Linked DNA regions of Mus musculus: region 1 is linked to region 2. The links are chromatin contacts, found by Hi-C or POLR2A ChIA-PET in ENCODE. All regions are on one chromosome and are shown on one strand. The core of a region is the stretch at or near the end of the contact, and the rest is flanking DNA. Distances in the headings are between cores, read along the strand shown. Region 1 holds the start of Pik3ip1 (phosphoinositide-3-kinase interacting protein 1). Region 2 holds the start of Patz1 (POZ (BTB) and AT hook containing zinc finger 1).

Region 1 (3,174 bases), core at 353-2,852, 40 kb before region 2:
GGGACGGGCGTCGAGCGGCCGCACGTGCGCGGCGGGTGTAACCGCTGCAGCGCTGCTCGGCGCACAGGGCTGGAGTCCCTTACCCGTGGTCCCAGGGCGAGTACCTGGGCAACTCACGTCCTCGCAGGGCCGCTTTTCAGGGACGCCGGTCTCGCTGCTGATGTAGCACCAGGGCCCGCGCGGGTCCTGGTCCGGGTTCCGGCAGTAGTTGTGGTTGCCCGGGCCTGAGGTGGGGAGAAGAGGAGTCAAGGGCCGCGGCCGCCGCCCACCAACCCCGCCCGCCTCCCCGGCGGACACTCACTGGGCTCGGTGAGCGACTCGCGGCTGCCTTGCGCGGCCAACCAGTTGAGGCAGCGGAGACCCGGCGCGGGCGAGGGCTGGTCCTCCCGGTACAGGTGGCCGTTGTCCCAGAAGCAGCCTATGAGGAAGAGGAACCCGCCCGAGACTCTTAGTGCGTTTCTCTGGCCCCGCGGGAGAAAGCCCTGTGTACCTCAGAGTGTCACGCCCCTGGCGGCGTTTGGTCCACACACAACACTCGATTTAGCTTTCTTCTTCCTTCCCTTCCCTTCCCTTCCCTTCCCTTCCTTCCTTCCTTCCTTCCTTCCTTCCTTCCTTCCTTCCTTCCTTCCTTCCTTCCTTCCTTTTAAAAAAGCTTAAGATCGCTGCACAACTGCAAAGGGTTGTTATTCTTGGACTTGGGACCACTTTGAAGGTACAAGAAGGTCTTTCTCCCTAAGGTCTTTCTGTGGAGATGGTGAGTTTGGTTCTGGGCAGTCAGACATGGAAGTCATCCCAGTGTTGAGAAGTCAATGTTATATAAACTGGTGTTCCCTTCTCTACGAATACAGCCACTTTCTGCTAGTTTAACAGACACCGCCAGCTCCCAAGAGAATTCCACAAAAGCCTTTGATTCAGGGAAGCAAAAGATCCAATAGAGACCCCAGCTGAGGGTCTCTGCCTCATCTCTTAAGCTCCCACTCCCCTCAGCAGAGAGCCACGGGAGGAGGCTGGAGAGGGGAGGTTCGTGCGCCTGCCACACAAAGCAAACGGACTTTAAAAGGGTAAGACTCTGGGGAGTAGAAGAGACGAATTCCACTCCATCCACTCGTGTGAAAGGAAAGGGAAAGAGAAAGTGACTACTTGTCTTTGTTCTTAATGGCAAAGATGGAGCTGCAAGCCTCTGGCAAGGAAGGAGAGAGGAGAGAAGAATGCTTTCGTAGGATAACGAGAAAAGCAGCCAAAACCTTCCTTCCCTGTCGGCCTGACCACGTTTGGGGAATCTGTTTCATTTAAGTTGCTGCAGAAAGGGGGAGAAAACGTAATCTCACCTCCAGATCCATAGGCTTCTGCCAGAAGCATGTTGCTGAGAAGAAATGTGTGTACCCAAGCCAACAGCATCCTCGTCTCTTCGGCTCGCAGGTGACTCAACAGCCAGTGTCCAAATGGGGGGGGGGGGTCCTCCTTGGCAGCAGTTTTGTCTCCTTGCAGTCAGACTGGCCGGCCCCTGTTATGCTCTTCTGGTAAACAGCCTCTCTTTAGAACTGGGAGCTTCCCAGCTAGCTTGCTGCAGCCGAGGTGTTTTTCAGCTGAAAGGCGCCCCCTGGGTCCTAAGCCTCCTAGACCTTACCAGATCACTAACCCTGAGCCAAGAGAGGAACTCAGCCAAGCCGAGAGTGGCAGAGAGGTTTTGCTTAGCAGCAGCTCCGCGTGAGACCTGCACAACTGCATGCCCAGGGCTTTTCTTCCTTTTCCACCAGTGTGAGTACAGAGTCACTGTGTCAGAAGGCATCGTGGAGTGGGGTGGATTAGGAGCCCCAAAAGCACTACACAGTTGTAAGAGCGGATGCTGATTGCAGAAGCAGGAAGAATTTAAGACCACATAGACAGCACAACTAAGAATTATCTGTCTGGAAGCAATATATTTAAATTGTACTTTGCTAGGGCCAGTTCAGTCACATTCCTTTACTAACATTTGAGGTTTGGGTTATCCATATATAGTAGGAACACAGAAAGGGTATCATTAGCTGAAAATACATGTTACACAAACATTGAATTCCTTTAGCTATATTGTAAAGTCCACCCTTTTTACCAGCCCAGAAGTAAAATGTCTTCCTTCCAACTCCCCTCAAGCAGTATATAGGAAATCTAGTTGCAATAATTTGTGTCTACAGTTAAACCACATCCACATAACTTAGGGCTTTTGGAGTTTCTATTTGGCTGGCAGTTGAAGTTCCCAAGCAGCCTCAGTAAACTGAGAGAACAGGGTGGTTTGCCAAGACTACCTTGTGACTGGGGCAAATCCAAGAATAGAAACTCTGTTTTGATCTTGCCACAATGTAGGGAGGAAAAAAATAACACTATGAAGTAAGTTTTATAGACTTTATCATAGTGGAAAGCTAATGTGATTCTAACTATGAGAAGTGATTGAACCCTGATGTGTCTTTTAAGAAGAAAAGGGTTATTTTTATTTGTGGGTTTATCTGTGTCTGTACTCAGGCCATAGGAAAACTTCAGGGCCTCAAGAACTGGGGTTATAGGCAGTTGTCGACCATGGGAGGTAGCTGAAGTAGGCAGTGGAACTCGGGTCAGCTCTTCTTGAAGAGCAGCAAGTACTCCTAGTCTCTGAACCATGTCCCCAAACCACCTGACATGCCTTTTAAAACCATTGTCCGGACTGGGGAGGTGGCTCATTAGTTACGAGCACTTGTTGCTCTTGCGGAGCACTTAGTTCAGTTCCCAGCACTTAGCATAAGGCCATCTGTGTCCAGATCCAGAATATGGACTCCCTCCTCTGATACTCAGTCATGCACATACACATATGCTGGCAAAACACACATATAAACACCGCCCCCCAAAGAGTGCGTGTGTGTGCGTGTGGGGGTGGGGTTGGGGAGGGGTGGGGGGGTGTGCATGTGGTGTGTATATATGTGTGTGGTATGTGTGTGTGTAGGGTCAGATCACATGGTGTGTGCCCATGTGTGTAAATAAGGAAGTCAGAACAGGATGCCCAGTGTCTTACTACCTTGAAACAGGTTCTCTTACTGGACCAAAAGTGTGACCTTTAAGCTGGGCTGCTGGCTCCTGGCTACATTCTCCAGTTGTGGGGACCCTGTCTATGCTCTCCAGTGCTGGGTTTTAGGTACACATAACCATGTCTGGCTTTTAATGTGTGCG
Region 2 (3,232 bases), core at 411-2,910:
TGAAGCTAGTAAGCACCCTGGTGCCAGAGAACTTGCCTGAAGGCATAGATGCAGCTCTTGGCCACACCATCAAAGTTGGAGATCTTAAAACATTTAAACATGTTATGTTCTATTAAGGTCCAGTGACCCTCTACCCCCACAAGATCCACATCCCCAGATCCTGGGAAGGATCTGTCTCGAGACAGAACTAAGATAATACACAGCAGGGAGTGGGGGAGGGTGCCATCCTCACCTGGAGAAACCTTTCCCACAGCTCTGGCAGATGTACGGTTTGCCCACTGACCCATCATGGGACCTCACATGGTACGACATTCGGTCTTTTCTCTTGAACCGCAGACCACACACCGGGCACGAGTACGGCTTCTCCCCCGAGTGGGAAAGCTTATGCCGGTTGAGATGGTATACGTCACGAAAGATCTTGCCACAGATCTCACAAGCCACTTGCTTCCTGGTCCGGCTCCTTTTTCTGGGGCCATCGGGGTCCTCGGAGATGGGTAACCCATTCTCACCCAGCCTTGGAGGAGGAAGATCGATATAGCCCAACTGGAGGCTTGTGACGCCGTGCTGGGCCTCATGTTGCCGGAGCCGGTTGGCGTCAGTGAACACCTTCCCGCACAGGCCACATGGAAGGATGCCTGCTTCCCTCAAGCCCCCTGGAGACCCAAACATGGAGTCCAGCAGGTTGGCCTTCCTGGGGCGTCCCCGGCCTCGCTTGCTAGTTAGTGGAGGTGCACTGGATGCCACATTAGGGAACGGAGAAGTCAGTAGTTGGGGGGATAGGGGTCCAGCCACCATGGGCAATCTGTCCACCCCGGGTAACACAGGCAGAGAAGCTTGGCCCGCAATAGCAGCACCTGTGGCCCTGGCAGCCTCCTCCTCGGGCTGCATACTGCCAGCAATACCGTTACTGTTGGCTGCCATGGCTGCCCCGTTGGTCATGTCCAAAGGGAAGCCCAAGTCAGAAGTCCCAGGTGGGCGAAAGAGCATGATATCAGCCCGGGCAGGGGGCACGAGGATCTGCACGTTGGACTGTTTGATTACTTCCTGGCAGATCTCGATGACCGACCTCATCAGCAGGAACTTGGCGGCCGTCATGAGCTCGGGGAAGCTCTCTAGGCGCACAACGATTCGGGACGTATAAGCGAAGTCCAGGATGTCTCCGAACACTTTGGAACTGATGGTGTGCATCTCCAGTTCGCGGCTGCCTCCAGCTCCGCCGCCTGGAGCCGCCGCCGCGCCTCCCACATCAGCAGGACCACCATCTGCAGCTCCGCCGTCGCCTAACTGGGCGCTGAACACAGACTCAAAGTACTCGCTGCAGGCAGCCAGTACGGCGCGGTGCGCTGGGAAGCTCTCGTCGCCTACTCGTAGGAGCACGTCGCAAAAGCGCCCGCCGTTTTTGCGTTGTTGGTTCAGGTTGTGCAGCATCTCCGTACTGTGTCTGCTCACCTGGTAGGTGTAGCAGCCCGACGGACCGCAAGAAGCGTCGTTGACCCGCTCCATGGTCGCTGCCCCTTCCCCACTCGCCGGGCCGGGCACCCGCCAGTCCCTGGTCCCTTCCCTTAGGCAGCGAGACGCCTTTTGCAGCGGACCACTCACACTCCCCGCACGTGCGGCCCAGGGCTCGGTAGTACTCTCAGGTGCGCCCAGCGCACACGCCCCCTGCTCTAATAAAAAGGGCTAGACCCAGCGGGGCACTGCCCCCCACATTGCCGCCCTTAACCTCCGCCGGACCCGCGTAGCACTCCCTCTCCGCCTGCCCGCCTCCCTCTCTAGGTCTACCTTCCAGGGGTAAACGAGCGAAGAGGTGCGCCCCTCCTGCAAACGCAGCTGCCACCTCCCCTCCCGCCCGCCAGGCGGCGCCGGCGCGCGGCCAAAAGGCGCGCGCGCGCGCGCGGGGAGGAGGAGGGGTCCGCCGCGCAAGCGCAAGCGCGCGCTCCGAGGCTTTTCCCGGGCCCACTGGGGGCGCGCGCTGCGTCCCCTGCAAAGCGCGAGCCGGGGTGGGGGCGCCGGAGCAAAGGAAACAAAAGGCGAAGGCGAAGGCGGCGGTCCGCGCGCACAGGGGCGGTGGCGTAGGCCGAGTCTTGGAGCCCGGCGAAGGCGGCGGCCGAAGCGAGCGGGTGGCAGTAGCAGGGTGGGCCCTTTCCCAAGCCAGGCACGAGTGGCGGCGGCGCTGCGGCCCCAGGCTCCGTGCGTTCGGAACGGAGGAAAGATGGCAGCGGCTGCACTTCCTCTTGCACTTTCACCCCTGGGGGGAGGAGAAGGAGGGGGCGATACCAACAACACCCCCCCCCCCAGCTTGCAGAAAGAAAAAAAAGCAGCGAGCTCGGCGTGGGGGGTCTCGGTCGCCCCGACTCAGCACGTGCGCATCCGGCTCCCTAGCTTGGGCCGCCTAGCGCTGCAAACTTTCCACTTTCTTTGTGCCGAACGCCCCCCCCCCTCACCCAGCGGAGGATGCACGTCCCCCATTCCCTATTTATACAACCCCCCCCCCTGCAGCTCCGCTCCGCTCGCTTCCTGCCCCCACTCCCCAGCTCCGCCAATGCTAGCGCAGCCTGATCCTCCGCCTCCCCACCCCGCCCGCGGGGCCCGGGGCTGCAGCCTCAACCACCCCCCACACACCACCACCCCCCCCCCGACCCCGGCCAATACGATCTGAGCGCCGAGCCAGCAAACCAGCTACAGCCGCCCCTCCGCTGCCCGCCCAGAGTGTAGGCGAGCGTGCGGGATGGGCAGCCAGAGCCTGTGGATCTGAGCCCCCCAGCCTACCTTGCGCACCCGCAGGTCGGACGGGCATCAGCACCCTGCCTAGTTCTCCTTTGATGGCCGAAATCCCTAGAAGTCGGCTGAGACCTCCCGCTCTGCTGCCCTAGGAAGGAGACGGGATCCCGATCCGACGCAGGCGGAACCTTCTGCCTGCCTCACACTGACCGAGGCAAATGCCCGGCACGCCTGGATAACTAGAGATAGGTCGTTTTCCCCACCCACAGCTACTTGGGCTTTGTGCCCCAGGGAGCGTGAAGTCACAAGCCAGCTCAGAGAAGGGACAGTATGATGGCGATGGACAAAATCAACGACCCCTGCATGTCCCAGCAGTTTTGTAAGAAAACTAGGGAATCCAGAGATCAAGAAGCCCCCTCGATCTTCCCCAAGCCAGAAGCTTGCTTATTAGCCCTTGCCGCCCGGCAAAATGCCGGCCACTTTGACCACGGACCGTGCGGCCAGGCTAGAG

What was found. A loop is a pair of places that touch in the nucleus more often than their neighbours do. ChIA-PET counts read pairs that join two places held with the same protein, here RNA polymerase II (POLR2A).
Region 1: a map of left cerebral cortex shows a loop between it and region 2 (9-fold over the local background). The contact joins the promoter of Pik3ip1 here to the promoter of Patz1 in region 2. A Hi-C loop is called at or near these places in 18 of 37 maps with a recorded cell type or tissue (T-helper 1 cell, T-helper 17 cell, T-helper 2 cell and 6 more). POLR2A ChIA-PET finds 5 or more read pairs at or near these places in 4 of 5 experiments (Patski and embryonic stem cell).

What each region holds. Positions count from the first base shown.
Region 1 is chr11:3,329,159-3,332,332 of GRCm38, reverse strand. Pik3ip1 (phosphoinositide-3-kinase interacting protein 1) reads right to left here and starts at 1,602. Exons shown (of 6, transcript NM_178149.4): 1 at 1,329-1,602; 2 at 302-418; 3 at 105-224. The coding sequence starts at 1,398. It overlaps Gm12592 (predicted gene 12592), which reads left to right and starts at 1,143. Exons shown (of 2, transcript NR_165248.1): 1 at 1,143-1,419.
Region 2 is chr11:3,288,885-3,292,116 of GRCm38, reverse strand. It overlaps Patz1 (POZ (BTB) and AT hook containing zinc finger 1), which reads right to left and starts at 1,660. Exons shown (of 4, transcript NM_019574.3): 1 at 233-1,660. The coding sequence starts at 1,503.